2 separate regions of the Mus musculus genome follow, and region 2 is linked to region 1. A link is a loop called in an ENCODE intact Hi-C map of the cell type or tissue named here. Cell type or tissue: left cerebral cortex. All regions are shown on one strand. Each heading gives the region's core, and the rest is flanking DNA. Links, peaks and the distances in the headings are about the cores only.

Evidence for each region. Peaks named below come from ENCODE experiments on the same cell type or tissue, not always from the same donor. Only the 100,000 strongest peaks of a DNase experiment are listed, where the experiment ranks them.
Region 2: a loop joins it to region 1, with 2.5 times the contacts of the local background. A loop is called at or near these places in 11 of 42 quality-filtered maps.

The regions. Positions count from the first base shown.
Region 1 is chr9:58,571,261-58,587,719 of GRCm38, reverse strand. It overlaps Nptn (neuroplastin), which reads right to left and starts at 5,480. Exons shown (of 9, transcript NM_001357751.1): 1 at 5,194-5,480. The coding sequence starts at 5,284. In left cerebral cortex, for the core only: CTCF peaks have their summits at 5,644, 5,845, 6,952 (motif pointing left) and 8,838 (motif pointing left); DNase peaks (open chromatin) are centred at 5,002, 5,541, 6,762, 8,851 and 1 more place; H3K4me3 peaks cover 2,827 bases; H3K27ac peaks cover 2,185 bases.
Region 2 is chr9:58,866,040-58,882,498 of GRCm38, reverse strand. Neo1 (neogenin) reads left to right here. Exons shown (of 28, transcript NM_001042752.1): 26 at 1,644-1,907; 27 at 4,335-4,471; 28 at 5,142-7,820. The coding sequence ends at 5,225. Among named protein-coding and RNA genes, the nearest start is that of Hcn4, 51 kb to the right of the region's middle. In left cerebral cortex, for the core only: a CTCF peak has its summit at 8,369; a DNase peak (open chromatin) is centred at 8,355.

The DNA.
Region 1 (16,459 bases), core at 2,796-10,795:
CCTGTCTCAAAAAACAACAACAACGATGACAAAAAAAGGACAGGATGAGTTAAACAACAGAAATTATTTCACAAAATCCATTTTTCTAAAGCTTCTCTTTGTAATTTTATTAGCAAACTATCAAAATTTCACCGAATACCTTCTGTATGGTATTCAACAGTCACTCATTTGCTCATATACTTCATTTTAACAGATAACAGCACCCCTTCTCTTTCCAAAAGCATAAAAAAAAAATCTTTATACTTCCTAGCATTCAGGAGGGTAAAGTTTGAGGATCTAAGTTCAAGGAAAGGAGCTGCTCAGCAAAAACCTTCTCAAAAACATAAAATATAAAATAAAAATAAAACAAAGGAAAAAACAAACATTCTCATAGATCTGAATTCCAAAGAACATTTTATTTTGTTTTTTTGGGGTTTTTTTCGAGACAGGGTCTCTCTATGTAGCCCTGGCTGTCCTGGAACTCACTTCGGAGACCAGGCTGGCCTCTGCCTCCCAAGTGCCAGGATTAAAGGTGTGCGCCACCACGCCCGGCGAACATTTTAATTAAAAACATACAAACTCACAGAGCACCTTTGTAAGTCACAGGTGGTCATCTTTGCCACCAAATCACCAGGCCTGACAACCTGACTTCAATCCCCAAAATCTACATGGTAGAAGACAACACTTGCACAGGTGTACCAAGAAATGAACCCCTACTCACAGATGCACAGAAACACATACACACAGGTAAATAAGTGTAAGAAATTTTTAAATTAAGATCAAGAGTTAGAACACTTGCCTAACATCTGAGAAGCCCTAAATTTAATCTCAGCACTAAAAAGAACTATGTGTAATGAAATTAAAACAATAGTACAGTAGCATGTTACCTTCGAGGCATTGCTCTCAGCCTTCCTAATGCTGTGGCCCTTTAATACAGGCCCTCATGCTGTGCTGACCCCTAACCATAGCTTATTTTTGTTGCTACTTGATAACTGTAATTTTACTACTATTATGAATCACAACATAACTATCTGATATGCAGGATATCCAATATGTGACTCCCCTGGGGAAAGGGTTGTTTCGGTCGCAGCCCACAAACCGCTGCCTTAGAGCCTACAAGGAAATGTTTTACAGCAAAACCATATTGAAAAAGCAAAAAATTTCTTGTAAGTCTAATTTTTCAAGATTTCACAGGAAATCAGATCTACAATGAAATCAGATCTTAATTTGTGGCAAGTAAATTAACTGTGGAGCACATCATTTTCTGTTAAAACTTTGGCATACTCATAGGTTAAGCTCTGTGTTTACATACGCACGCACACGCACACGCACACACACACACACACTCAAACCTGTCTCTCAACATGGACTCAATAACTAGAAGACGAGCCAAGAAATAGGCTCTATTGTAGTTAGATGACCTTTCCTACTAGACCCCTGACAAATATGTGCAAAGAGATTAAAGACGTACAGTCTCCTTAGGAAAAACTTTATTTATTCAAAGGTAGGTTCTTTATTCTAGTCAAATAATATTTTAACTATGTTTAAATCTGTTGCTTGACATTTTGTCATACATGTGATGCCACGGCTATCACTCATAAGATTTTATCTTTCTGATACTTATTTCAGTTCTCTAAGTAGAAAGATAGTCTAAAGCAAACTGCCAAACAACTTAACAGCACTTGACAAAAAGACTCATAAACCACCTAGTGCAGATACTAGCACTGTTGTAAGCATAATGTTCACAGCTAAGAATCACCTAAGCAAAATGGTTTCTTCAAATTCAGCTGTTAACAATAAAACTCATTAGATTCTCTACTTGCCCCTACAGTATTAATTATCTAATGTAATAAGTCTCAGAAGAACATACTACATTTTCACATTCCATCCCACATTCATTCGTTCAGCTAACACCTGTAAACCTCATCTTCCAGGTACTACATTCTACTTCTCTTACAACAACGGTATTCTATAAAAAGGCTACACCTGACCCTTATGAAAATGTACTCATTTGCAGGCATGGTCAGGAGAAAAGAATACCATGAAATCTCCCAGACAATCAAACAGAATATAAACTTCCTCACCAGAATTTCAATTGCAGCAAAATGGTTGGCACAAATCTCTGTAAGGGACCTTCAAATGACCTATTATTAACTTGTATTCATGATGACAGAAGCTTTAATAAATGCTTAATACACATAAGAAGAAAAGCAATCATGCTACTTTTTAATAATAGTTATGGCTAACACTAAGACTTGCAATAGTATCAAAATGAAATCCAACTAGACTCATTACCTCATTTAATCCTTACATCATCCCTATGGGACTAACTGTAATCCCCATTTCACAGATCAAACTAAGGCCTGCCTTACTCAAGGTCACTTAGCTGTAGAGAATTAGAATTCAAACCCAATCCTTGGGAAGACAAAGCTCAATGGTCCCATGCTTGCCTAGTATGTACAAAGGTTGGAGCCCTAGTATCTACACACACACACTCTCTCTCTCACCTTTCTCTCCCTCCCACCACTCTCTATACACACACACACACACACACACACACACACACACAAAACAAAATACCAGTTCTATCTGTGTCCAAAGCCTGTGCTCTAGATCATGAGCTTGGTTTAATGTTCAATTTTAACCTAAAACCTTTGAATACCTTAAAATTTTTATGTTTTATATGAAACTGTGACCTTACAAGTCTGAATATTTATATGAAAAGTAAAATGTACTTGAATTCCTATGGTAATGGATCGTATTCCTTTTGGAATTAAAAAGAAATGCTGCTGGCCATCTATACCAAATTCTTCACTTAAGGAATAACAAAAACAGAAGCTTTTTCAAAAACTTCTACATGCCTAATCTAAACTGCCACATTTTCAATCCAGAAACAGTGACTCTACAACTGATTTTCCAAAGCATTATTTTTATTATCAGTATGTCTAATAGTTAAATACTATGTGGTATATAACATGGTATCTCATTTCACTGTTTAAAAAAGTAAAAACACTTGAGGACACAAAATGAGACTATTACAGGACTACAATCAACAGAAACCTTAAATATCACTGAGGCACGTTACAGAAAGCTTTAAAATGGCATCCTTAACCATATAAACTGGGAAGTAACCATTTCTTTCATGAATTCAATTTACATTCATTTAGCTCAACTATGGGTTCATAGTCACTTTACTAGCCCTGTCATGTGACTAAATCCAAGCTCATTTCAAGGGAAAGGCTGTACTATGCTGTATTTAGAACATATTATCACTAAGAGCAGATGAGTCTTTGTAGGCCTATCCAAAAACCTTGCCTTAGTTGCTAAGAAACTACAATTTACCATATTATAAATCATCAGAAATAACTTATGCCAGCAGAGATTAAGTATCTAAGATCAAGAATCTCTCATCTATAGTGCAAAATGAAACTGTTATTTCCACAAATAACTGAAATCAGAATTAAACTCACATTGTTATCACATCTATGATAAATAACACATATTTATATACATAGATACCAAGCATAGAGGGAGCAAATCAGGCTAACTTTACCCTTTCCCTTCTACAGCTTCATACTTGAAGGAAAAGGGGGTGGAAGTGTCCATATCCTTAGGATATTCAATGTAAGAAACAAATGTTTCCTTTCTGGCTCATGAAGTAATAAAGCCATGGGGCATAAAATTCCCTTGTAAAGGGAATATTTGATAAAGTGACTTTTTTTCCAATACTAAATGTGATACATTATTACTGTATCCGCTAGCATTTTAAGCTCAGTTTGTCTTCAAAATACTCAACTCCACTGGCTCTGACTGATTTTTGTTTTAATGAAAGCCACTTCAAATTGTTTTAGCATAACAACGAAGAAATTCAGAGATTAAAACTAATGACTAATGTATGGCTCCCTATCCCTAACCAACTTCTCATTAATTTTTTTCATGTTTAAAATAGAAATCTTTAAACCTCCTAATAGTTGTTTCCACAATAGCTGAATTAGGTTCATTATCCCTTTAGGTTTGTATCTGAATGTGCGGTTCAACAACGGACTGTGACAATTCCAACAGAATCTGTCATGTTTAGCTCCCCAAGCCTATTATCTTTCACCATCTTCTCTAAAGAGCTTCAGTTCGCAACCCAATTCTCACTTCCACTGTACCTTAAACCCAACCCAGAGACCACATTCATATTCCTCAGAAATAACATCTTTGCAATCTTGAAACTTTCAGTTCTAAAAGCCCACTTCCTCCATCTCCCCTGCCACCATCTCTCATTGCCCTCAATCCCACCACTGCAGATGTGGCTGTGTCCCAGCCCTCCCCAAAGGCCGAACTAGCATCATAAAGCATTTGCCACAACTCGTCCCCTCCCTAATGTATCCGCCGCGCTACAAAGCAACATTACACCCCCGACTTCCTGCATTTTACTCTCTTCCCTTATTTTTCCGTCTTCCCCCACTCCCACCACTATACCCAGGCACCCTTTACTTCCCTGATATTTCTTCTACCTCGGTTTTAAAGCTTTCCCCGCATCCTCTGCTCATTTTCCTCTCCTTATTTAGAAACTCCCTTTTGCTTTCCCAACCGCTACCCTAGAATGCCCAGCACTCCACCCTCCTTGGCAAAACCCAATCCTCTTCCCCCAGCTCGTTTGGAGACACTGCTGCTTCTCTTCTCCAGGTCCCCCTACTGCAGTCAACCCACTCCATCTTTCCACCCACCTTCCCTCTACCCCCAAATCCAAGGTTTCCCGAATCGCTCACTAACCCCTCTCCTTGAGAGACTCAAGCAGTCTGCTGCCTCTAGGTATTCTACGGGATCCTTTTGACCCCAGCTTCCCCCCTCCTCCCATTTTGCAGAATGTCACCCGGGTTCCAGGGCCCCAGTAGAATCCCGGGTGTCAGCGCCCGCGGAGCCCGGTTCTCTCGCCGACACCACCCCTCCGCCAGCTCGAACTCGAACGCCTGTCTCCCGCCGCTTTCTCCAGAGCCGCCCCCGCTACTCCAGCTCCCGGTGCGCGATGAGCCCTACGCCGCGGACCTGTCTACAGAGCCCCGGGCTCGCACCAAAGCGACGCCTCCACCTCTCCGCGAAGCACCTCCTCGCCTCAGCCGGGTCGCCCGCTGCCGGCTCCGGCATCCCCCTCAGGCCTGGGCCCGGCCCCTCTGGTTGCCAGAGCCGGGCGCCCCCGCCCGACCCGCCCCCGGCCCCTCGGCTTACCGTTCTGAGCAGCGCCTGGCCCTGGAAGGAGCGAGCCAGAGACCAGCAAGAGCGAGAGGGCCAGGGCGCCGGGGAGCGACGAGCCCGACATCCTCCCTAGCCGGAGAGCGCGCAGCGAATGGGCCGGGGCCGGGGCCGGGGAAAGGGAGGGGAGGGAGGGAGGGGGCGGGCGAGCGCGCGCGCGAGGGAGTGAACGAGGGAGGCAGCCGCGGCCGAGCTCCGTCCTTCCCTGTCCTCCTCCTACCGCCGCAGCGTCCAAGCCTCGCGAGACCTCCGCTGGCGGCCGTGGGCGGGCCAGGAGCACCGGCGGCAAGGCTCGCGAGAAGAGGCCCTCTTCCCCCCCCTCCCCAAGTCCCCGCCCCTGCAGAGGCTGATTGGCCAAGCACAAGGGCGGTCACGTGCGAAGGGCGCTTTTGGCCACGTGACGGGGCGAGGCGGGGACTCCACCCGCTCCTTCTCCCACGGGGGAAGACGGCGGAGTACAGTTCTCACTTCTATGGGATCCTAGCGCTCAGAAATTAGAGGAAGCATTGAGAAAACAATGCTCCCCCCACCCATCCTGCCTTTCATGCGTTACTGCTCGAAGCTTCAGAAATGGATACCCTAGACCCTGCTTTTGAGCTTCCTATTAGTACCCCTTATCAAAACCCTGCTTTTCCTTCTGGACTTTGACCAGAGACCCCTAGAGGTATCTGGCCACAACCTCTCTGCCTCGTGGATTTTTTTTTCCCTTCCAGGCAGTGTTAACGATCGCTGTGCTTCCTTGCACGGACATCTGTTCCCTCAGCCTTCAAGTGTCCTCCTTTTCCTCCCTACCTGTGCCCTCCCCACCCCTCTTTGGCCTTATTTTAGCTTCACAAGCTCTGAGGGCCTGAAGAGCTAGCCTGTGCAGGGCTACAGATCCAATTCTACAAGGAAGTCACAGTGTGTCCAGTAATAGGCAGAACCTTTGGTAGAGGAAACCCGTAAGAAAATAGTTTCCACTCAGTTCACTGTTCAGCCTGGTGTATCAGAGATGACCCACAGGAAAGGGGCAATCAAAAAGGAGTTTAGCCATGTTGCATAGAAAGTTGAGAAATGCCTTCTTTTGCGGTGAGAGAGTACTGGGGAGATGTCATAGTCCTTAAAAATGCTTGATACACAAACGTGAAGACCTGAGTTTCCCCAGCATAAAACAGAAAAGGATGGCCACCAGAGCCAACGCTGTAATCTGAGTCTGGAGAAGAGAAGAGCTCTCTGGTTTGCTAACTAGTCTGCCTAGCCGATCGATGAGGTCTAGGCTCAGTGAGGGACCCTACCTCAAAAACTGAGTATTCTCCAAAAAAAAAAAAAAAAGAAAGAAAGAAAGAAAGAAAAAGAATAGTTAAGGGAGATACCCGAAGGCAACTTCTGGCCTCCCAGTGCGGGCACACAGGCTCTCGAACACAAACACAGATTTGGGGGAGTTGGCTTGTTTGTTTTCCCTGAACCACCCTCAGCACTTGTGGTTAGCAAAGGAGTGTTTTCTGTGGCTTAGCTCATCTATGAGTCACAACAGACATCCTCGGGTGTCTCTGTGGCTTACAAGTGAGAAAGGGTAAACTGGCCTGCTGACCTGACTATATTCAAAGGGTTAGAGAATCTGGAGTAAAGAGGAGGCAGAGGGGGGCTGGTGAGATGGCTTCAGTGGGTAAGAGCACCCGACTGCTCTTCCGAAGGTCTGGAGTTCAAATCCCAGCAACCACATGGTGGCTCACAACCATCCATAACGAGATCTGGCGCCCTCTTCTGGAGTGTTTGAAGACAGCTACAGTGTACTTACATATAATAAATAAATAAATCTTAAAAAAAAAAAAAAAAAAAAAAAAAAGGAGGAGGCAGAGGCAGTTGGATTTCTGAGTTCGAGGCCAACCTGGTCTACAAAGTGAGTTCCAGGACAGCCAGGGCTAAACAGAGAAACCCTGTCTCAAAAAACCGAAAAAAAAAAAAAAAGAAAGAAAGAAAGGAAGGAAGAAAGAAAGAAACCATCACAAACTCTCCAGAACTCTCCAGCTTTCCCAGGAACTAGACAACTATCTGCTATCTGCTATAGACTGTGCTTTGCAGCAAGGGCTGGGGCTCTATCTCTGGGGTATGTTCACAGAAGAAAAGCTGTGTCCTAACAAACCTACGTATTTACACTCGCAACGAGAAATCCTTATAAAAGTATCATTCACAGATGGGGAAACTGAGGCTAAGAGATGGCAGGTTTTGCTCAGGATCTCCAAGCATAACTGTGGATGGCAGACAGTCGGGTTCTCTTGCTTCTAGGCTTATTTTAGAAGCACATCTCCTTGCCCTCTTTAAGTTGAGAGTGGCCTGTGGCTGTCTCAGCCAATGAAATTTGAGAAGTGGCACGCATCATTTTCCAAGTGAAGCATTCATTCATTTCCAGGGTTTCAGACTCTTTGGTCTTGGTAATAGTGAGTAATGGCTATGATAGTGAAAATACATGTCAACAGGAAAGGGATGACCACTTGGATCCTCGAGTTAGCACAATAAGCTGAACCCTCTTGTCACCCACACAGAACTGATAATATTGCTATTGAGACTCAAGGATGTCTGCTCTTTTCTACTTTTAGAAATTTTTATTTTATGTGTATGAATGTGTTCCTTGCATGTATGTTTGTGTTCTGTGTGTGTTGTAATGCCTGTAAAGTCTACAAGGGGATGTTGGAACCCCTGGAACTGGAGTTATCAATGGTTGTGAGCATCTATGTGGGTGCTGAGACTGAACTTGGGTCCACTGCAAGAGCAGTAAATGTTCTCAATAACTGAGCTGCCTCTTCAGCCCTCCGGGGTTGTTCTTATAGCACAATCTGAACTAGTCTGGATAAGAAATTATAAAATCCAAATCCACCCCCGCCCGCATCGCTAGTATCTATGCATCTTCGCCCCAGTGACCTAATAATTTCTCTTGACAAATTATCTGTCAAATAGGGACAATGATCATTGCAGCTTTGAAAGACTGTAAGAAGAAAAAGTGCATAAGTTTATGTGCAATATTTTGAACAATTTCTGTTGTGTTACACGCACTTCAATGTTGATCATGACACTACTACAGCTCAGACTCCAGCCTACATTTTCTCTCCCTAATGTTACAATATCATGATTGCAAAAGCTGACTCAGGAGCAATCTTTTACCTATGGGTGGTACCATTCAAAGCACTAAATTATAAAGAACCCTTTTTACCTAGGGAAAACATCAGCAGGTCCCCACATGACATAAGAGTACTATTAGTTTCTTCCTGCTGTTAAGACACACAACTAAAATCTCCTATTGATGTGGGAACCTCTTTAAAGGAATTTAGAAATCGAGGGTTGGGGGTTATTGTTGTTTTACGGCTTACCAGACATAGTAGCTTATATGTACACCAATACTTAGGAGGCTGAGGCAGGAGAGTCACTACAAGTTCCAGGTCAGGCTAGGATATATAGATCCAGACCATCAGCCTATGCTACAGAGAACAAAGTCCTGTCTTAAAACCAAACTGATTATTATTTACATACACTAAGAAAACTCCGAATGCAGATGTGTCCAAGGATTGTTAAGCTCCTTGTGATGCACCAGAAGAGCCCTAGGGGTCCTCAGAGCTCAGGCTGAAACACTTTCCTGGCCTCCAGCGAATCCCTTGGAGGTCTTCTTTCCAGTGTTGGTAGCACCCCCTGGTGGTAAGGCCTGTAATTCCCAAATGGAAAGTCCTCCCTTGGTTTGGTTTGATGTATTCAATTGGCCCTTGGAAGATTGGTCAAAACGACAGAGTTGTAGGATTCCTAGAGATGCTCTTGAACTTCCTAATGGTTTCCTGTCTTCATCCTACAAAGATCTCTGCACCTTTAAGCTCCTTCAGTAATATATATTGCCCCACTCATCTTGACTGCCGTCATTTGAATCTGAGCAAAGCAATATCCTTGGGCAAACTCCACACTCAGGGTCGGCTAAGGTTAGAATAATGTTTGTTCCCTGGACAGTAGCATGGGATGCTTCTCGTTTTTTAGAGAGAACTTTGGGTACCGTATCCACTTTGATGACTGACTAATATAGGGATGAGGATGAAGCAGACCAGCCTAACAGCCGGTTTATGCTCTCTATGACTGGAGTTGGATCTTAGGGGCTAATCCTTGCCCAGATTTGGAAATAATTGAATAAAAGTCATGAATATGCCTATAGAAATTATAGCATCCCTCTTATAAAGTTTATATTGGATAACCTCCAGTAGTCGGCTAGCCAGACTAGCTTGGGAACAAATTGCTCCTAAATGCTGCGTGTACGCACAGACACAGGGAACAGCAGTGAGTGAACACGCTGTTTCCCAGTACTACTGGGAAATGTAGGATGGGGGGGGGGGCAAGACTAGACATTCACATGCCCTCTCTAAGTGGCAGGTCTCAAACTTGCTTAATTCCTTCCCACAATGGCTCACCCGAAACCTCACTCTTGAGCCCTCAAGGGAGAGGCGCGAGTAAAGAGAAGCTGAGAAAGTTACAATAATGAAATGGTTCTCTGTGGCTACACATTAGAACCAACTGGGAAGCATGAATAAAACGCAGCACTAAAAGAGAGATGCTCACCACCCAGCCTCTGGAGGTTTCAATTCCATCGTCTGGGGTGGGGCCCAGTTTATGTAGATACATAGCAATCTCTAATGTGCTGTTGAGTAAATGCTCTGCATTTCCAGCTTTGATGAACCTTAGAACAACCAGAGAACTATGAAACAATTCCAATCCTGGGGCAGGGGCAATAGCTGAGCGGGTAAGAGTGCTTGCTGCACAAACATAAGGATCTGAGTTCAAATCCCCCACATCCACATAAAATGCCAGATGTTGTATGCATGTGTGCCTGTAACCTTGTGGGTGACAGAGACAGGAGGATCTCTAGGACTTTCTTGCTGCCATCCTTGCTCTAGTTTCAATTCAAGGCTCTGACTCAGGAGACTAAGACTGAGAGTGATCGAATAGGACATCAATATCCTCCCCTAGCTTTTGCACATGCACACTACATGCAAATATACCATGTATACACATAAATGAATAAATAAATAATAAAATATTATCTATGTCTTTTTTAAAAGTTTCCATCTCTAGACCTTATCAATTAAATCAGAATCTTGGAGGGAAGTGTAATGTTAAATCTCTCCAGTTGTGGCTGGAGAAATGGCTCGGTAGTTAAGAGCTTTGGCTGCTCTTGCAGAAGATTTGGATTCTGTTCCCAGCACCCACATGGTGCCTCAAAGCCATCTGTGTTTCAAGTTCTTTTTTGTTTTTGTTTTTGTTTTTGTTTTTCGAGACAGGGTTTCTCTGTGTAGCCCTGGCTGTCCTGGAACTCACTCTGTAGACCAGGCTGGCCTCGAACTCAGAAATCCGCCTGCCTCTGCCTCCCGAGTGTTGGGATTAAAGGCGTGCGCCACCACTGCCCAGTATAAATAGCTGTTTTTTAAAGACTCTAATTGATTCCAATTCATAGTCAAAATTGAAAATAGATGTTCATATGGATTTGTGTTATCTTTCAAATATTTTATGCAGTGCTAAAATATTTATGTCAGGGCTTGACACATGCTAGGAAAATGTCCTATCAATGAGCAGTAGCTCCAGCCCCAGCCCCAGTCCCAGACCCTGTTGCTTGAAACTTCTATAGAATTACATGGAGAACAGTTCAAAGATGGATTGTTGGGCCTTGCTTCCTGAGCCTGGGAATAGGACCTGAGCATGCACAACAAGTTTCTCAGGGTCGTTGATACTGCTGGGATTGCAGATTTAAGCCATCATGCCTGATGTGTGCCACTGAGAACCAAATCTCAGGCATTGAGTGGGATCACAATACTTTTTAGCAAGAGTAAGTTGGTGCACATGTTTTTCTTTAGATACCTTTTCTGTTATGGATGTGTAGTAACAATTTTGTCATTTTAGTTTCTATTTAAAATCACAGAAATGGTCTGGTGAGATGGCTCAGTGGGTAAGAGCACCCGACTGCTCTTCTGAAGGTCAGGAGTTCAAATCCCAGCAACCACATGGTGGCTCACAACCATCCGTAATGAGATCTGACTCCCTCTTCCGGAGTGTCTGAGGACGGCTACAGTGTACTTATAATAAATAAATAAATAAATAAATAAATAAATAAATAAACTTTAAAAAAACCACTTGGAAAAAAATTAAAGCCACAGAAATATTATAAGAATATGTTTTAATTTTAATTCCAGGTGTGGGATATAGGGCTGTTTCAGATTGTCCACAGCAGCTATGATTTGCCTCATGCTCTAACAGAGGTGTGATTTTTGCCAGCAGTAGATAGTTTCTGAGATTGTGTGATGTTTGGAATTCTGGGAACTTTTCAGAGGGTATATAAATGCTAGGGCCCTGAGAGAAAGTATGGGTTGTTGGTTGCATTTGTTAAGTAGTCATGCATAAAGAGGAAAGAAGAAGAAAAAGAAGAAGAAGAGGAGGAGGAGGGGAAGGGGAAGAACGGGAAGGAGGGAAGGGGAAGAAGGGGAAAGGGAAGGGGAAGAAGGGGAAGAAGAAGAAGAAGGAGAAGGAGAAGGAGAAGGAGAAGGAGAAGGAGAAGGAGGAGAAATTAGATATCCTGATGGTGAAGATCGAACCTACCTCAAGCAACTTGATGCCCCTACTCAGAAGGAAGTCGTATAATAATAACATCATCCCCTTTACTTTCTATCCTTTTTCTTCTCCTCTCTAGTGTTAGAGTGTTGAAAAGGTGAAAAAAAGTGAATATAGGCTGAAGGGTGGGAGAAAGAAGAACTCACAAAGTAGTAAAGACCAGCTACAGGGATGGGTACCTGAGCCTTAGTTTGTATTTGCCTTGAAATAGCCTTATTTCTTTGCCATTTTTAAAGATAGCTTTACTGGGTATAACAATCTCAGTTGGTACAGATTTACTTTCAGGGTTTTAAACATATTGTTCCATGCTTTCTTAGCTTTTTGGTTGCCAATAAGAGAAATAATATTGCTCTAATATGCCAGTCTTTGTATAGGAATTGACTTTTTTCCTTATGGCTTTTAATACTTTTGCCATGAATGTTTGATATTTTGATTATAAGAAGTCATGGAGGCTGGTGAGATGGCTCAGTGGGTAAGAGCACCCGACTGCTCTTCCGAAGGTCTGAAGTTCAAATCCCAGCAACCACATGGTGGCTCACAACCACCCAAAATGAGATCTGATGCCCTCTTCTGGTGTGTTTGAAGACAGCTACAGTGTACTTACATTAAATAGATAGATAGATAGATAGATAGATAGATAGATAGATAGATAGATAGATAAATAGATAGATAAAAAAATAAATAAAATTTAAAAAAAAAAGAAGTCATGGAGCCGGGCAGTGGTGGCACACACCTTTAATCCCAGCACTTGGGAGGCAGGGGCAGGCGGATTTCTGAGTTGGAGGCCAGCATGGTCTACAAAGTGAGTTCCAGGACAGCCAGGGCTACACAGAGAAACCCTGTCTTGAAAAACCAAAAAAAAAAAAAAAAAGAAGAAGAAGTCATGGAGTGGTTCTTCTCTGGTTATGTATATGGAACCCTAAATTCTTCTTGTGTTTAGGTGTCTATTCTCTAGATTTTGAAGGTTTTCATTGTTTGGTTGTTTTTCGCTATGATTTCATGAAAAGGATTCACTATACCATGGGAATTTTGTTTTTCTTTCTCTCAGCTCTTCCTTCTATCTCATGGATTATTAAGTTTGGTCTCTTGGTTGTGTTACAGAGTTCTTGGGTGTTGTAGTCGTGTCTTTCTCTGTGTAGCCCTGGCTGTCCTGGAACTCACTCTGTAGGCCAGGCTGGCCTCGAACTCAGAAATCCACCTGCCTCTGCCTCCCAAGTGCTGGGATTAAAGGCGTGCGCCACCACTGCCCAGCCGTCATGTCCATTTTTTTAGTTTTGTTTTGTTTCATTTCAATTCTCTTGAGACAACCTCTTATGAAGTCCAGGCTGAGCTAGAACTCACTTCATAGCTGAGGATACTTCAAACTCCCCATCTTCCTGTATCCAATCTCTAATTGGCATTATAGACCAGTGACTATAGCATTCTTCGTTATTGATGTTTGAATGTGGTATTTCTCTGACCTTGTCTTCCAGCCCTGGTCTTTTCCACTCAGGTAGCTAGTGTTCTGACTGAAGGTATCGCCTGAGTGTGTTGGGAGTGGGGTGGAATGCAATGGCCACACTGCAATCTCTATAACAGTGGACCTTCCTCCATGCTTTCAAAACCCCCCGACCGTCAATCACCTGCTAGATCCATGCAGCTGTGGATATCAGGTAGCCCATTGCAGCTTCTGAATTTTCAGGTTCTACAGCAGGGAACAGCAGATGGGGACTCTAGGGGCTGATCCACCTGCTGACCTAGGCTTAGGACCATCAAACTCCAAGCTCACTGTGACTTGATGACATCCCTTCCTGGCCTCAATAGCCACTATTTCTTATGTACGTCACTGATTGATCCAAGCTCCTTGTGACCATTCCCTTGGCCTTCCCTCTCTTTACAACTGCTTTCCATAGCTGTCTTTCAGCTTGGCATTTCAGCAAGTTAAGTTCAGGCTCCCCAACTTACAGGTGTTTCCTAGTCTCAGGACAAGAGGCCAGCTCAATTTTAAATAACAGTCTCTCTATCAAGATGACCCTGATCACTGCCCTCCAGGACCTGCTGAGTGACAAAATAGGATTCTGATCCATCTGTTGGGGCAGACCCTGGATCTAAGGTTTTATGAGGACTGTGGGCTTTTTCTATGAGGCAGGACTTCCTGTCAGTTTTCCCTGAGGCCCACTTATTTTACTTTGTGTGGCTGTGGTTGGATGTCTTGGTTTACATCTTTTTGGTACATCACCTGCTGCTTTTTCTATATTTTCCAGGTATCCCATTACCTTTGCTATTCTTTTCTTTTTTTAAAAAAAAGAAGATTTATTTATTTATTTTATGTATGTGAGTACACTGTAGCTGTCTTCAGACACACCAGAAGAGGGCATCAGATCCCATCACAGATGGTTGTAGCCACCATGTGGTTGCTGGGAATTGAACTCAGGACCTTTGGAAGAGCAGTCAGTGCTCTTAACCACCGAGTCATCTCTTCAGCCCTGGAACAAACTTTTTTTTAAAAAATATTTATTTATTTATTTATTTATTTATTATATGTAAGTACGCTGTAGCTGTCTTCAGACACTCCAGAAGATGGCATCAGATTTTGTTACGAATGGTTGTAAGCCACCATGAACAAACTTTTATGTTTATTATTATTCTAACTCTCCTTTATTGGGCTGCAGGGAGGCAGCTTCTAGTCCTCTGCCTTTCCTGGAAGTCAGCCCTCTTTAGATTTAGGTTTCTGTGTCTGGCGTGATAGCTCAGAGGATAAAAGCACTGCTGCCTCACCCGACAACCTAGGTTCATTCCCCAGAACCCAGAGGTGAGAGGAGAGGACCCAATTCTGCAAGTTGTCCTCTGTCCCCCCACACCCTGCCACACACACACACATAATGGGCCACACCTGTGCCCACACACAGGCACACAAAATAAATGCAAATGTGAATTAGCTTGACTAGCCTTCACGTTTCTTTTCATTTATTCTGTTCAATACTGCTGGGATCTTTTAATCTGAAAATTAATGTCTAGTACTCAAGATGGATCCTGACATTCTGTGTTCTTTGTTTTCTTTCTGAAATGTTTGATTTTTCTGAATTTGTTCTCTATTTTATCTTTTATCTCATAATTCTCATCTCTTTAATTTTTTAAAATTTATTCTAAGAGAATTCCTTTACCTGCCAATTCTTCTATGACATTTCTAACTTCAGCAATTATACTTAAAATTTAAGGGTAATTTTTTTCACGCCATTGCTGTTCTTTTATCATAAAATTTGTACCATTTTATGGATATGCTACCACTTTAAAATCATTCTAGAACTAGAAAGTGTAAAAGGTTTTTTGTTTTGCATATTTTTTTTTCTGATTTCCACATTCTTTTTTTTTTTTTTTTTTTTTTGAGACAGGGTTTCTCTGTGTAGCCCTGGCTGTCCTGGAACTTTGTAGACCAGGCTGGCCTTGAACTCAGAAATCTGCCTGCCTCTGCCTCCCAAGTGCTGGGATTAAGGCATGCACCACCACACCTGGCTGCTTTCCACATTCTTTATTTCTCTTGGGCTAGAAGCTTTTTGTTTTTTTGTTTTTCTAAGATTTATTTATTTATTTACTTATTTATTTATTTATTTATTATAGGTAAGTACACTGTAGCTGTCTTCAGACACACCAGAAGAGGGCATTAGATCTCATTACAGATGGTTGTGAGCCACCATGTGGTTGCTGGGATTTGAACTCAGGACCTTCAGAAGAACAGTCAGTGCTCTTAACCCTGAGCATCCTCTCCAGCCTGGGCTAGAAGTTTTTTAAAAATGTTTTAACGTGATGTTTTTCTTATATTTGTCTGTGTAGCAGTCTACTTTTGCTGTCTTATATTTATAAAAGAGTAATCATATTGATTTGCCTGCATTGATAGATGCATTCCCTATATGTTCCATGAATATAGGTCTATATTTCTTTCTCTTTTTGTCTTCTATTTTTCTATCTTATGTTACCATAAAGAAAATGCTGCCCAGAGGTTCCGTGAACCAGAATTGTTATTTCTCAAAGAATGGCACTGGGGTTGAATGGTGGTGGTATAAGGCGTGGCTCCAGGGTCTGAGGAAGATGACTACACAGTTCAAAGGGAAAATGTTTTATTTCTGCAGAGCAGTTCATGCCACACTTTATGCAAGCAAGCAAGCAAGCAAGCACACAAGGGTCCTCTGGAGTTTTACTGCTAATGAGAAATGTCCTGTGCCTCTGAGTAGTCAAAGCTTGGCTTACACTCTTATGTGACTGACTAATACAGCACAGTGCAGATTCTAGGAAAAGGGGAAGGAAGCCTGTTCTGATTCCAAGAGCTGAACCTGGAGAGATCTGAATTTCTGCAAAGTCGCTTCTTCACAGATCTACTGTTATTTTTTATATATGCGCACCATGTGAATGCCTGCTGCCTGTGAAGGCCAGAAGAGGGTGACTGATTCTCTAGAATCGGAGTTGCAGAGAGTTGTGGGTGCTGAGAACCGAATCAGGTCCTTGGCAAGAACAACAATGTTAACTTCTGATCCACCTCTCCAGGCTGCTACAATTGTTTAAAATGGAACCCTGTCTTATTTACTTCTGTGAAAGAAAAGACTGCATCTGCGTAAACTTCCCACAGGCAATGCCTTAGGAAGGAGGAGGCTTTGTTCTGATA
Region 2 (16,459 bases), core at 4,410-12,409, 290 kb before region 1:
TGATATGTCAGGACTTAGACCTATTTCTTTCTCATGGCCTCTTATTTCCCTTCCTAGCCAGCTTCTACCTGGGCCTGGATCGCAGATGGTTCCCGGCAGCTCCCCAGGCACAGTGATGGCTGGCTTGAGCAAGCTGAGAAGTGGCACCCCCAGCATGGCCTTTAGAGGATGAAAGGTGTCTGAACCTGGAGAGATTGTTCTAGCCCACGTACATTTATCCTCATCCGTGGGACCCAGCACCTTTTAAGTTAAAGTGCGGTCTATTCTGTCTACTGAGAGCCCAAGGGAGCAGATGGATTGCTTTTTCACAAAGGCAGGGAAGTAGGTTAGATTCCTGCAGATAGTTTAGATAGTTTATGTGTTTCTCTTAAGGCTGAGAACTCAAAACAGTCAAAATAAGCCTTCAAACTACCTGTTACAGCCTGTTGCCCAAGCTGCTTTCCGTGTCTCCTTTCTGGGTGAGAACAGGTCTCTCCTGTTCACACTGTATGAAAATCTTTCTCAGTCTCTGACATTGCTGCTTCTGCTTTGCAGGGGGAGACAAGCATCAGGTGCAGAAAGGCAGGAAATCTGTGGGGCTTCAGAACCTGAGCCTGGGAATCAGTGCAGGGATTCAAACTCGGTGCCTGTCTGTGGGCGACTTGCTTATTTACCCTCCCAGTGCTTCCTGAGTTACTCTGAGAAATAAATGTAAAATGCTTAGCATAGAATAAGTACCCAGTGTCTACAAAGAGAACCTCTCTGTTGTACAGGGACTATGTTCAAGCTCTTCATTCATATGTGTATGTACATGTATATATATACATATACATACACATTCATATATATGTATATATACATACATACATATATACTTTATACATAATGAATTATGTGTGTCTCCATGTTTTATAGATGAAGAAATTAAAGGCTCAGAGATCTAGTGACTTTGCCAGATTCACTCATCTAGTATTATCAAAGTAAAATATAGGACTGGCTAACTCCAGTGTGCTTTTCCAGCCCCACTGTGCTGCCCTCAGAAGATGTATTTTCTGAAACTTGCCTTGTTCTCCAGGCTAACCCTTCCCTGTGCCTCTGGATAAAAACAGCATTCATTTGACACAGTCTTCAGCTGTATACAGACCCCTAGACTATGTGAGGCTTTATTGTCATGAGGTCAAAGCCATTCACATTGGTGATGGCCATCTAGTACCTGAGCATTGGCCTCACCTGCACAAGCCTTGCTGACAGAGCCAATTTCTGGTGGGTATTATCCAGCCTGTATTACTAGACATGGTTGTCTGTGAATGGTCAGTTTCTAAGACTACCAATCAGTGAGTGAAATTTGAAAAATTGTATATACTAGTCTTCAGAACCTTCATAAAGACTCCATAGTAAGTATTTTAAATCTATGAACTTACAACTACCTAAGTATGTAACTAGAGAAAAAAATTGAAACTGTCGGTTGAAACAAGATTGTTTATAGATTCTTAGATTAGCCCATCCATTCTTAGCCTTGGCTGTCGTCCTGATCCGTGTGTCTCTGGACTTAGAACTGATCTGCTAAAGTGCTTATTGAACAGGCTTAGGGAACCCCTGGAAGTAGCCACAACTGCATATTTTAATGGTAAAGAAATACTAACATTTAAGCTTTCCTGCTATAGAATCTGTTCGAAATACCCCCAGCACGGACACCATGCCAGCGTCCTCGTCTCAGACGTGCTGCACTGACCATCAGGACCCTGAGGGTGCTACTAGCTCCTCTTACTTGGCCAGCTCCCAAGAGGAAGACTCAGGCCAGAGTCTTCCCACAGCCCATGTCCGCCCTTCCCACCCTCTGAAGAGCTTCGCTGTGCCAGCAATCCCACCCCCAGGACCTCCTCTCTATGATCCTGCACTGCCAAGCACACCATTACTGTCCCAGCAAGGTGAGTGAGAGGAGCAGCATCGACCGAGGGGCCGCTGGCTTCGACCCAGCTTTGGGATAGAGGTCTTTACCACTCACCCTCCGATACCACTCTCACATCCCTTTTTTCTTTCCTTTTTTCTTTTCTTCTTTCTTCTTCCTCCTTCTTTCCTCTTCTTTTTCCTCCTCCTGCTCCTACTTCTCTCTCTTTTTTTAAACTGAGTTTCTCTGTGTAGACCTGTCTGTCTTGGAATTTGCTCTGTAGACTAGTCAGCCTCCTGAGTGCTAGGATTAAAGGTGTGTGCTACCACCACTTGCCCCTCCCCTTTACTTTTTAAAGAAAAAGCAATATCCTCCAAAGTTTTCATAGCAACTTAGAGAAGCTCTGTGTCATTGTCCCCTTTGTGGGGAAAACATACAAGCCATAGCATAATGTAGTGGTGAGCAGGGGCTGAACTTTTGAACTGTGATTTCTGTGTGGGATCCCTGGTATTAAAATCCAGTGACATAGGTTTGGACAACAGAGCTGGTCCATCTAGGCCCCTGGAATCACCTCACTCTAAAAGACTCTTCAGGCTAAACAAGGGCCAGGGAGGCCAGGTCTGAAAACCAGGAGTCTCAAGATAGTGAGCACTCATTTGCTGTACTTCACAGCTCAGCAAGGGACTCTGGCCACTGCTTATTATGGTTTGTTTCAGAATAAGTCTGTGGTTCTCAAATTTTTTCAGTCTCTCAAAGCCTCTTCAGCAATCAGTGCTAGTCTAAAGACACACGGATCAGGACCACTGCCAAGGCTGAGAATGGATGGACTAATCTAAAATCCCAAAACAATCTTGTTTCTGTGTATGGAGTATGTCAGTACTTATCATATTAGTAATTAATACAAGAAAGTTTTTTAAATTTTAATTAATTTAAAAGATAATTAGCACATTATTTTTTTGGTGAACAGTTATCACTAAGTTTCTCTTACCTTGTAAGTGTCCCACACTCAGTCTACTGTAATAAGTTGTTTTGGTTGTTAAAACTCTGCCCTCACAGATACATACTTGGCAAATGGCAGTGTACTTTCATAACCTTTTAGATATTTAGGAGCTTTCGTTTTTGGAAAAAGGGGGCTTCTGTACTGCCCACACCGGTCTAGAGTTCTTAGTCCTTCCGTCTCATTGTTGGGATTTCCGATACATGCCACCGAGCCTAGTCTGGGTATTCTTTTTGATACAATGGAAAAATTCAACAAGTTGTAGCTTCTCCAAGACTGATTTATAGTGCAGCATCTCTGTCTGTCTGCGGACTCTGCACAGTCTGGTCCACTAGGTTGCATTAGATTTAGCTTGCGCTTTGGATGTGTAACACTAAAACACACGTTGGACATTTGGAAGATATTGGTTCAATAACTTTTAAAAATCCTCCAAATATTCACACATTCATTGTAAGAAGCTTTCACAGTCAGATAACAGAAACAAGTCTTTCAAAATGGTAATTTTCACAAAAACTTTGATTTTAATATTGGCAGTATCTGTCATATTTTCCTTAAGTTCATAGCTCATTCTTTCTATTTCTAGAAAATATCTGGGGCTAGAGAGATGGCTCAGTGGTTAAGAGCACTGACTGTTCCTCCAAAGGTCCTGAGTTCAAATCCCAGCAACCACATGGTGGCTCACAACCATTTGTAATGAGATCCAGTGCCCTCTTCTGGTGTGTCTGAAGACAGCTACAGTGTACTTAGACATAATAATAAATAAAGCTAGGAAGGAAGGAAGGAAGGAAGGAAGGAGGAAAATAAATGTCTGAATGACCCATGTGTCAATCATCTTTGAATTAAAAGTTTTGTTGTTACATGATAAAACCTCAACTGGCAAGTGAGTCTATCACGGTCCCCTTCTTGAAGATGGTTCTGTGTGTGGTATATAGCAGAAACATTTGCATTTTGTTAAACACATGTAATTTTGAGAGTTAAGATTTAATAAAACAATTTCTTATTGCTTCATTAAGGGTAATATACTAGCTTGTTAAAATATAAAAGCATGACCCTAGTTAAGTTCACAGCTTATTGCTGCTGTCTTCATTGCTAAGGCTCCTAACAGTCTTGCCCATGTTGCTGTGTACCCTCAATACAAATAAAACCTAGTAAAAAAAAGGCATGTGTTCCTTAAGTGTCACAATGAATGAGCTTTTACTCCCAGGTATTTATGAGTAGTCTGTGGCTCACCATACTTTGAGAACCATTGGGAGAAAATACTAGTTTTCTAAAGGCAGTGGAGTGTTTCTCTGGCCTCGTGGTTGCCCTCTTGCCTTCTTCCTTCCATCTTGCTCTGATAACTTTTCAGAGCAGATCCCTGTCTGAGCCTACAAGCATCCCTCACATTGAAACAGCTTCCACCCCTGGTGGACTGCTGAGGTCTAAGGGATCAACCTTAGCCACAACCTAACAATGCCCTTTGCCCCTCAGCTCTGAACCATCACATTCACTCAGTGAAAACAGCCTCCATCGGGACGTTAGGAAGGAGCCGGCCTCCTATGCCAGTGGTTGTTCCGAGTGCCCCTGAAGTACAGGAGACCACCAGGATGCTGGAAGACTCCGAGAGTGTAAGTTCCTGGGGCCCTCGGCTTGGCCAGGATGTCCTAGGGAGTTGCTTGCATGCTATTAGCTGATTGTACATTTGTGTACACTGAGGTCTTTGCCACCATAGATATAAAGCAGATTTAATCACTCATCAAACAGGTGTCCTTGGAGCATCCCCATATCCTGTGGGAATGTACTATGGGTTTGGTTTGATATCAGACCTACTCTGATAAGTCTTACAGTGCTTTATCATCCCATCAAAGTTATATATATATATCCTTCCTCTCATTTCTGTTCCTGGAAGAGAAGGTGCCTAAGATTGTTTTCAAATTCCAGTATTCAATGTCTGCATTTCCAGATACTGGGTTCTCTAAAGAGAAAGCTTAAGCCCAGAGATGCTGGGTACACACATTATATTGCTCTGACAGAGATCTAGAAGAGGAAGCAACAGAGCCTCTCTGCCTTGTGAGGTCATTGTGAGCTGAGGAGTATGTGTAAGTCAGGAGAAAGGCATTGTGTATTGTGAAGAAATGCTGTCTTTATTAATGGCCTTGAGTATGTCCGCTGCTTCTGTTTTTATGGAGTCCACCTGGTTTCTGTAGGCCAGCGTCCCAGGGCAGTTTTGGCCAGGCTACTTGGAGCTCTGGACAGCTCTTCAGATCATTCCCAGTAATGGTGTTCTTCCTTCTGTAGAGCTATGAACCAGATGAGCTGACCAAAGAGATGGCCCACCTGGAAGGACTAATGAAGGACCTAAATGCCATCACAACAGCCTGATGACCTTCGCCTGGACATGACTCCAAGCCTGAGTCTACAAGTCTCGGAACTTAACCTTGAAAACAAGGAATTGTACAGAGTACGAGAGGACAGCACTTGAGAGCAGGAGCCAGCAAACCAGCCAGTGCCTCCATGTGGGGTTGGCTCCAGGCACAGCCACCTGCCTTCTCCTGGTCAGCCTGGATTACACTTGTGTGGAGGCAGCTTCCCTTTGCCTGCTGAGAGCCTGCAGGACTGGGCACTATGGGCCAAAATTTTGTGTCCAGGGAAGAGGCAAGAAGTACGACCTGCCTTTTGCTTTGTGGTCAGTGGCTTGTGTCTTTGTGCTGCAACTGCATCACTTTTATGGAGTGTAGACATTGGCATTTATGTACAATTTTGTGTCCTATTTTATTTTACCTTAAAACACTATCAGAAGCCAAGGGAGTCTGTGATGTTCTCTCAAGCAGTTGACACTTGACTGTGGTTCCAGTTACTTACGGAAAGTCATCAACAGTGAGGTTGTTTGACACCACTGACAGGCATTGGCTTGTTGTGGGTTTCATTTTTATTCTTAATTCTGAGACATTGCATCCTCTGCCAGCTGTTAATCCATCACTTTGAGGGGAGGACATGTTGCATTGCTGTTTGTAAGCTTTTTTATTATTTTTTTATTATAATTATTAAAGGCCTGACTTTCTCCTCTCATCACTGTGAGATTACAGATCTATTTGAATGAAATGTAACATTGAAAAGACTTGTTTGTTGCTTTCTGTGCAGATTCAGTATTGGGGTGGGATTGGGGATTGGGAATAGGAAATGGAGGGGCTGCTGAGGCCCTGTGAATGTTTCTGTCAATGTACTTTGTTCCAGAAGCCTGCCGAGAATGAAAGCAGCATCTTTAGTGTCCTTTCCTGGCATTTCCATCTTCGTGTCACTGCATAGCAACTGGAGTTTTGTTTGGATCTGGTTATAAATTCTTGTACAGTGGATGACTTTGGTGATTTAGCTGCCCTGGTATCTTGGTCATTTCCTCTTTGGAGTGTCCACACTGAGGTCTCTATCAATGTATGTTTAATTGCTTGAGAGATGCCAAGTAGAACCAGAGCCTGACTGTGCTCTGAGAAGCTACAAAGCACAGGGTGGAGACTCCCTTTGTGTTGCTAGTATTGGTTCTCTCTGGAAGGTTAAAATCTAAGGCAGGATCTTGGTTTCCTATTCCAAATAGGATGCCTGCTTCTCTGGGCACCAGTCCTCAGCCAGGCAGCTCTCGTGGCATTGCAGAGGCTCTCCTGAAAAACATCAACCAGGGTGAGAGCCAAGATGGGGTGGCACCCATGACGCTTCCCCACATGTTTCTTCAAGGAGCAGAGGACAGAGATAGTGGAAAGAGGGTCAGCAGAAGCAGGTGCCTTCATCTATCCCAGCAGCTCAGCCAAACCCCAGTTAGAATGAGGCAGCAGGAGATTCCAGGTGTGCTGAGGGTTCAGCCACACGCAGAAGACGTTGCAGAGTGTTAAAGAGGTAAGCTGAGGTGTGTATTTGGTTGGCTTTGTTGTTGTTGTTAATGTATAATGAAAAGTATAAGACTAACCCTCAGGCCTCATGTTCTCCAATAGATCCCTGGAAGACAGTATAGAAAGTCAGTCGGGCTTGGGCTCCTTAGCCAGTGAGACTACTCAGACCACCAGTGGCTAGCCTAGCCTACCTGTCCTTGAACATGGGTGATTTTACCCCTTTGAGGTCTTAACCCTTTTTTTACTTTCAACAAGATGAGCTCTTTGTATGATTGCGGGCGGGGGATATGAAAATGCAATGATCTAACTCCTGTTGCTCTTCTAGCTGGTCACATGACGGCACCAGGCAGGGTTCTGGGACACCCGGTGTGCTTTGACTGTTCTACAAAAAGCTGTCAGAGCGTTCTGGCCTCCTGGAGGCTAGATTCCTCAGAAACTGTCTAGCCTTTGCCCACAGAGCATGCTATGTAATTAGAGCACTCCTTCCCATGAACCCCAGCACTTGTGTTACCTCAGGGCCTTGGTACCTGGATACTGCCACAGAATTTCCATGGGGCGGGAAGGGATGTATTTTTAAATAAAGTAACTTAAAAGTTGGGGAAATTTTTTAAATTCAGAAAATGCAAAGCTATTCTGTATTACACCATTTCACAATTTAATATGTCTTATATTTTCCTGTGACTCTGGAAACTAAACCATTGTGTGTCTTGTCGTGTCCTAGTTGAGCTGGGGCCTAGCAGCTTCCTTCCAGTGGGTGTGGAGCAAACGTGTATGTCGCCTCGCTACCTGCTTGAGGGGTCCGAAGGGCTGCTGGGACTGAGTTCTGTACACACTTGTTTGGCCTTTTCTGTAGTTGATGCTGTAAAACTCTATGGCTTTTTAAAAACAATTTCATGTTTTTATTTTGTATTGGAAGTCCAATACACTTTTTTAATCCAATCAAACTGGTCTGGTCAAAAAGTTCTTTCCCTTAAAAGTTCAGGGGCTCCTACTTCCAGCTTCCGATGACTTCTCTGTGGCTCTCACTGCTATAAAGCAGGATTTAGAATGGCAATCTGGGCAGAGGTAATAAAAGAAATGTCTGACTGCCAGCCCCAAAGATGTGTCTTCTTCCTGTCCATATCCCACTGTTACCTCTAGGGGAAGGAAGGAGGGGGTGGGGAAGCCCAAGGAGTGGCAAATGGCGCCTAGCACAGAACCACCCTGAGTTGCACAGCATCGTGCTGAGGTGGCTCTCCTATGCTGGAGAGGCTGAGCTCCACTGTTAAGATCTTTCGGTTTCCCATGCCTAGAATAGTGATGACCTCTGCAGCCACAGGCCCCCTTCCATCTCTTAGCCTGTGACAGAGCTAGTGCTAGATCAAGAGTGCAGTGTCCCTCCGTCCTTGTGTCCATCTGCTCTGCTGACAGCCTGTACTTAGAAACCTGGATAGAGCCCACCATCCCTGTTAGTGGTGCTCGATTGTCCTCAGGATAGTCCGAGTCTCCAAAGCTCCAGGAATGCTTGCCTGCCCTTACCTCAGCATCCAGACAGACAAATAGGTACCAGATACACTGCTACTGCAGCCTGGAAAAGCTGCTCTTGAGATTGGATCCCTTTCCGGCCACATCGATCATCCGAGCTATCCCCTCTGCATCCCTAGGTGGCACTGTTGGCACACTTTCCAATGATGGCTCTGTAAGTCGTTCTACAGGCATGTGGTCTCAATACAGACAAGAATTTCTTTTCATGTTGCTCTCTGACTGCCTCCAGGTATACGCAGTTTCTGACTGACGGTAGCAGATGCCTGCCTCTTGGATGAGTGGACAGATAGCCCTAAAGATAAGGTCTAGGGCCTACTAGGAGGCTTCTTCCATTAGCCCCTCCCTACCTTGCAGACACCTCAAGTTGATTGGTTGGTCCTTAGAGTTATGATACCTGGGCCCCTTTGGAGTCCTGAAGTACACTTGAAAGAGAGCTGCCTGCCTCGCAGAGTCCTTAGAAATCATGCTCATGCCACAACTACTACCTTGGTTCTGAGAACTAAAAGGAAATTTACCTCAAGACTGGCTCCAAGTTGAACAACATGGACAAAGCTCTGCAGGGAAAGAAAACCTCCTCTGGCCCCAGTCAGTCATCTCCTCCCTCCTGCCAGGGGTAGGTAGCACCGTCTGGAAAGACTAGAGAGCATCAAATAAGCCACCAAATGGTTAGCTAAGGCCATGTGAATAAGCAGGAGCTAAGAGGAGCCACCCCTGGCCACACAAAAGATTCCAGCAAGTGCTATGCTAGTGACCTTGGGTTTCTGGCTGCCAATGAAAAGAAATCTTAGGGTACTGGGGGAAGATGTATGAGAGATTAATTGAAGGGAAGTACTCTAGTTCATTCTGCTGTAATAAAAACGGACAAAAGGCAGCTTAGGGAAGAGAAGGATGTATTGGGCTTACAATTCCTGTCACAGTCCACGAGAGAAGTCTAAGCTGCTCTACTTGGTGGATCACAGCATTATCTCCAAGCAAGGAATCACTTCGCCTCCAGAGGAGTAAAGAGAGATGAAAGATGCCTCTTGTTGGCTACCTCACAGGCCAGCTTACACTCAGCTTTTTACTTACACAGTTCAGGACCACGGACCTACAGATGGTACCATGTGCAGTTACCTGGGCCTTCCTACATCAGTTAATATAGCAGTCTGCCATAGACCTGCCCACTGGCCACTCTGATCGAGGTAGTTACTCCTCCGTGGAAGCTCTCCTCTCAGATGACTCTAGGCCATATCAAGTCAACAGTTAAAGTCAACAGGAATATAAATAATACTTTAGACTCCTTGTGCTATGTAATATTGGAATAATACACTATTTAAACTTACCATAACCCCTAAGCTTAGTGTTTGTTGTTGATGTTAAGATGTCCTTTACCCAAAGATAAGAGCTGAGCAGTTGCTGCATTTCAGAGAAAGGGTAATTTGAAATTTCCTTAATTATGAGTAGGGTGGGCCTGGAAAGTTGTACCTTTAAGAAGATTGGGGTAGGGGCTGGAGAGATGGCTCAATGGTTAAGAACACCAACTGTTCTTCCAGAATTCCCAGCAACCACATGGTAGCTCACAACCATCTGTAATGGGATCTGATGCCGCCTTCTGGTGTCAGAAAAGAGCAATGGTGTACTCATATACATAAAATAAATAAATAAATCTTTTTTAAAAATAGAAATATGTTTTAAAAAAAAATAAGAGAGTGGGAGAAGTGTTCCCAAGGGGAAATCAAGAGAAAATGGCTTGAGGCATCCAAAAGAGCTTCTTAAAGTGAGTGGCTCTGCAGCGTGTCCTAATGCTGTCTAACCTTGTATGAAGTAGGTCTCTTCCAAAGTCTGCAGTGACAGCTGCTCTGGGCACAAGGCACTGCCCAAACAGAGCAGAGCCTCTAGACAAGGAGACGAGCATCAAAAGCTTGGCCTAATGTGGGTGGGCTCTCTGGAAGCAAGACCTTAAGAGTCTGAAGCTAAGAAATCCATGGTATCAAGGAGAGGTGCAAGACTTTCACTACAGTTGGGCCATAGGCAGCAGTGTCCAAATCCTAAGAGGTCCTGGGCCCCATTGTACACGTTCTCAGGGTCCTGGAGCAGACTCCTGTCACCTGGTTGCTAGATGCTTGCCCCCGCTATGAACACCTCTATGCTCTCCCAGATGGGAATGTGGGAACCACTTTATGCTCTCTGCACCATACACTTTAACTCGTTGCTCAGCTAGTTCTCAGCTCTACCTCTCAAATGTGCCCCCAGAGTGCCACTTCCTTGTCTGTTAATCAGTCTAGTCTCACATGGAATCTGGTGATGACCATTTACAACAGGCCAGTATCTTTTTTTAAGTTAAGTTCTGTCTCCCTTGCTCAACATCATGCAGTCTCCTGCACAACAGTTCAGCATGACCCACCTTCCCATTCCCTTCCCTTTCCCTTCCCCTTTCCCTTTCCCTACTTGGCCTGGCAACAGAGCAGACTGCCTCTGCATAATATGTGTTGTGTGTGGCCTCTGTACTGTTTCTGCTTTCTCTCTCCCTCTCCCCTTCACCTCAGAACTGGCTCTGTCAGAATATGTGTATTTTAGACCCAATCTAACTAGATCCCTGATCTTTTTTTTTTTTTAATGTTTCTTCCAATACATAAGAACTTTCTTAAGGAAAGAACTATATGTATTTGGATTCTCCACCTTAGTGCCTAATGCACTGTAGGGTTTTAGTAAATGAGTTTCTCTTGTGAGAAAGATAAGACCTGAAGTCTGAGAGCTAATGCATCCTGACCCAGCGCTGAGGGAATTTGATAAAGCTCTTCCTGCACAGGAGCACGTCGTTAGGAAGGCTTGTTCGGAAGAGGCATGTCCACCGAGTCTGAGATGTCAGGAGAGAACCCGTATGGGCAGATAGAGGTGTTGCAAGGCTGCCCACTTCACATGGATGTCTGAAAGAAGACAACTCTGAGGCATCCGTGTCCGGCTCAGACTCCTGTCACTGGGATAAATGCCAGAACTCCAACAGGCCAGTACAGAGGCTGAGGCACGTGCACAGGACTGGCTGGGTACCTTCGCTGGGTAGAGTGAGCTGGTGCTATCCAAAGGGCACAAGGCTGGAACCACTTGAACTGCATGTGGCAGAGCAGATGCTGCAGGTTGGGGCTCAGCCTAGTGAGTTAAGGATAATGTGGGTACCTTTCATAAACTCAAAAACAGGTCTTGGGATGGGGAGATGGCTTGTGAGTCAAGCGCAGGGACCCAAGTTCAAATCTCCAGAATCCACAGAAAGCTATCCAGAGTGGCACAGGTTTGTAACTACAGCACTTCTATGAGATAGAGACAGATAGGTAGAGAGAGGGATGCAAGAGAGAGACGGGAGATTTCCTGAAAACCATGGTGCAGCTAGCCAGGCATACACAACAACAAACAACAGAGACCCTACCTAACAAGGTGAAAGTCGAGACCCAATGCCTGGAGTTCTCCAGCCTCTGTGCTCCTGGACTCACACCAGCACACACAGAGACACACAAAGGTCTTGCTGAGAATTCTGAGTGGTTTACAGCTTTCTGAAAGGAAAAGAAAAGCTGGGATTCTTGAAGGAAAATGATGAGAGCAGGCTCCTATAGATGAAGTTCCTTGGGAGATGGTAGGTTAGAAGAAACTGATTATGAACAGTCTGGACTAACAGAAGGGAAGCTGGCTGGAACTGAAGCCAGAGAGAATGTGGGATGGGCAGGTATTACGAAGAAAGGAATATTTCCAGTCTATCAGAATGAGTTTTCCTATCCCAAAATTAGAGAAATTATACAGTTTCCAGATACTTCTGGAGCCTGTGGTGCCTGAGTACGCAGCACAAGTTAGACATATGTTGCTGACTTGTTCCCAGCCTAGAGGAGGGCACAGATCCTTCACAACAGAAATCACCACCCAGCATGGAAACCTGAGCAACAGTTTGGCAAAGGACACCATTTCCAGCCCTGCGCAGAAGCTTGGGGGTCATGAAGCTGGTGGAGAGAATGGTGCAATTCCACTCAAGAAAGGAACAGCTTCCCTCAATACTGCTTGCTTGGGCCAGATCTAACAAGAAAACAAAGAGCAGGTAACTAGTTACAACAGAAATGCTTCTAAATGAGTTTTCTAAAGAGAGTAAGGAATAACTCTAATGAAGGAACAGAGAATGGTAAATTTCTCTTACCGTTGTTTTTGCTGCATCCCATGTTTGGCAGGGTGTCTGCCTCTGTGTGTGTGTGTGTGTGTGTATGTGTGTGTGTGTGTGTGTGTGTGTGTGAGAGAGAGAGAGAGAGAGAGAGAGAGAGAGAGAGAGGAGGGGAGGGGGTAGTGGGGGGAGAAGGAAGGGGGAGAGAGAGAGTCATTCTCTTCTGATCATAGAATATACTTTATATGATTTCATCTCTATTAAATCTATTCAGACCTGTGGTCTGTCTGGAGAATGTTCCATATGTATGTCAGGGTACTGTTGGAGGAAGTGTTCAGAGACACCTTTAGGTATAGTTGGTCTAAGTTGTCCAGGTATTCTACTTGCTTTTTGTTATTTGAAGACAGGCTCTCATATAGTTCAGGCTGTCCTTAAACCTCTACTCCTCCTGCTTTTGTCCTCAGGTGCTGGGATACAGTTGGGCACGTCCACATCTGGCTCCCAGTGCTGGGATGCAGTTGGGCACGTCCACATCTGGCTCCCAGTGCTGGGATGCAGTTGGGCACGTCCACATCTGGCTCCCAGTGCTGGGATGCAGTTGGGCACGTCCACATCTGGCTCCCAGTGCTGGGATGCAGTTGGGCACGTCCACATCTGGCTTTAAATCAGTGCTCATGCATCTTCAGTTCATCTGCTCTATCCCATACGGAAAGTGGAGTGCTGGCTGACAGTTATTACTGTTGGCCTGTCTGCTTCTTCCAGGTTTACTTCATGCATTTGAGGGGTATGTATTTTTATAAATGTTATATTTTTTATTGGTTACCCATTTTCATAAAATATCCTTTGTCTTTGGCAATAATTCTGCCTTAAAGTGTCTTCAGTATTAGAGTGACACTCTGGTCTTCTACTGGCTGTTGTTTTACCTGGTATATCTTACACATTTTTTCTTTTCAACTTAGTGATATATTTGAGGATAATACATATCTGTCTCTTGTAGACAGCATACAGCTAGATCATGGGTTTTTTATCCTCTCTGTAAGTCATTTGCCTTTAATTTGAATGTTTAGTCTATTTACATGCAATGCATTTACTGATATGATAGAAGTTACATCTGGCATATTCCTATTTGGTTTCTCTATATCTTGCTTTTTAAAATAATTTCATCACTGATTCTGACTTTTCCACTCCCCAGATATTTTCTACTGTGTCATTTTAGTTATCTGGTCAGAAAACACAAATCGCTAAAAAATGGGCAAGTTGGTCATCAGCAAAATTAAAATATTTGACCTTTGACAGACATAAATAAGAAAATAAAAAGGTAGACCACAAACTTATGGAAAATAATTCCCAAACAACTATTTTATCAAGTACTTATATGTTGAATATTTTAGTTATAATTCAACCATAAGGAAATGGAGGGCTTGTGAGAGACAATTGTGTAAACCTTTGAATAAGCATTTGTTACCACAGAGCATATATGGGTGGAAAACAGATGCCGAAAATGACACACAGCATCTTTAGTCCTTGTGAAAATGCAAACTGAAAGCAGAGTTTACATGGCATACCTCTGGAGCTGATACATACATGGCAGCTGATTGCAAGCGTAAGGAAATGAAGTGACTAGGAAGCTCGGATAATTGCTGATAGAAATGCAAGCAGCCCTTCCACTTTGGAAAATGAAATTACAAATATATTAATCATATGACTCAGGAGAATCATTGCTGGGTATTTATAATCAACAAAAACTTATATTCATTTTGAAACAATTAGAAGAATAAGTTTTTAAGTGTTCTCACCACAAAAAAATATGACATATGAAGTAATACATGCCCATTAGCTCAATTTAGCCAGTTCACTAAGTACATATTTCAATGCATTATGTTGCGTATGATAATTTGTATTTGCCAACTTAAGTGTTTTAAAAATCCACACTCATATGTCTTGAACAGAGATATTCATACTAACTTTATTCTTAATAGGCAACAATGAAAACAGCCCAGTTGTTCATCGATGAATAAACAAATCCTGACCAAGCCATACAAGGAAACTCAGCACAGCATCCCATGGGCAGAGCTCAAAAGTACTGGGCTAAGGGAAGTACATCAGGCAGGTGTGGACTAAGTGCTTCTGAGTCCACTTACATGAAATCTCAGAAGCAGCGGAACATGAGGGCTACAATAGCAGGCTGCTGGGAACCAAGTAAGAGGAAGGAACTGAAGCGGGTGGGAGGGGGTCGTGGAAATGTTCTGACTCTAAGTGTTGAGGTGGTTGTAAGACCTCATTGTCTCCACACTTAAAATGGATGAATTTTGCTGCATATGAATTATACCTCAATAGGAAGCATCGATAAAGTTAGCAATAGTAACAAAACCATGAGCAGCTAGAAACAAATCCAGTGAACTGTAAAACCCGATGAAGACCATTATAAAACCATATTAAAAGAACTGGCCAAGATGTTCAAAGCTGGTGTACTAGTGAGTGTTAACTATCAGCTTGACACAGGCGACCGGAACCACCTGGGAAGAATCGCAATGGAAAATTACACAGATTGGGCTGTTCTGTGCTCGTGTTCTTGGGAGATTGCCTTGACTGTTAACTAATGTTGGAAGATGCAGGGCATCATGGGTGGGGCCGATCCCTGAACAGGGAGTCCTGAGCAGTATGAAGGGAGAAAATGCGCTGAGATTAAGCAGTAAATCAAGACCCACGTGTCTGTTCTCTCTCCACTCTTGACTGTGGGTGTGACACTTGACTTCAAGTCCCTGCCTTGACTTCCCTGTAGTAATGGACTGTAACCCGGAAGTGTGAGGCAAACAAGCCCTTCCTCCCTGATGTTGCTTTTAGTTGATTATTTCATCACCACACTGATAAAAACTGACAACTGGCAAGTATTCCAGGTCCCTAGTCTACATATACAACCTCTTTTGTAGTTATGTTGTGGCCCTATGGCAATGGAGTATGAAAGAAAGTGACTGAAGAAGATCAGAGTAGGAGAGATGTCTTAGGCAAAGAAGGCACTAGGGAAATTTCTAGAATTTGAAATATATTAACAAATGTAAACTTCATTTTAATATAGAAATCATCCGCTTATCAAAACAGATAAGAGGAGAGGGAGGAAAGGAGGAGGGAAGAAAAGGAGATGGAGGGGGAAGGAGGGAGAGAGAGCACATGATACCAATCACACATAGAAAGGGGATATTTGTGACACATAGTTAATAAAAATTTATTGTGTTTTCCTAATATGTGTAAAAGTCCTACAAATCAACAAAAAGACAAATGACAATAGAAAATAGAACAAAACTCGTAAATTCCTGTTTCTCAGAAGTAAAAACACAAATTAGTATATGAACAAAGTATATGGCAAATTAGTATATGAACAGAGACCCAGTGTTACTAGTAATTAGAGTTTTGCTCATTAAAACACAATTATTAGCACTAGGCTGGGAGAGGAAGAAGCCTGATGACTCCCGCGTTATTGGCAAGAATGTGGAGCAAGAATAACTCATACCCTGCAGGTGGGAGTGTAAGTTGTTTGAACTACTTAAACAAGTTGGCATTGTCTCATAAAAAGAAGATTAATTTGTCAGTAACTGCTCCACTACTGGATATGGAGCCTAGAGACAGTTCAGCAGGAACCTCGCAACTGGGAGCTTTTGGAACAGCGGTGTTTGCAAGCGTGAGAACCTGACTTGCCTTTCCCATCTCCAGACTGGAGCCCTACACAGGTGAAACAAAGAAGAGACCACAGCACCCCACAGTGATGTACAAATAAATGTACAACACAATGGCAAATTCGTTTAACAACTGTTTTAAAACCAAGAATTCAGTGAACTACAGAGCTTAGAGGAGTGTGGCCCACCCCACCACAGGCAATAAAAAGACACTTCTTGTTGCTGTAACAGGGCTTACTCTGTCCAGGCTGGCCTTAAGCTGGCTCTATGGCTGCCCTTGACCCCTAGCCCCTCTGCCTCCACCTCCTGAGTACTGGGGTTATAGGCATGTGCCACCATGCCTGGTCTTACGCAGTGCTGGGGGTGGAACCCAGAGATTTATACATTATAGGCAAGTACTCTGCCAACTGAGTGATATCCTCAAACCTG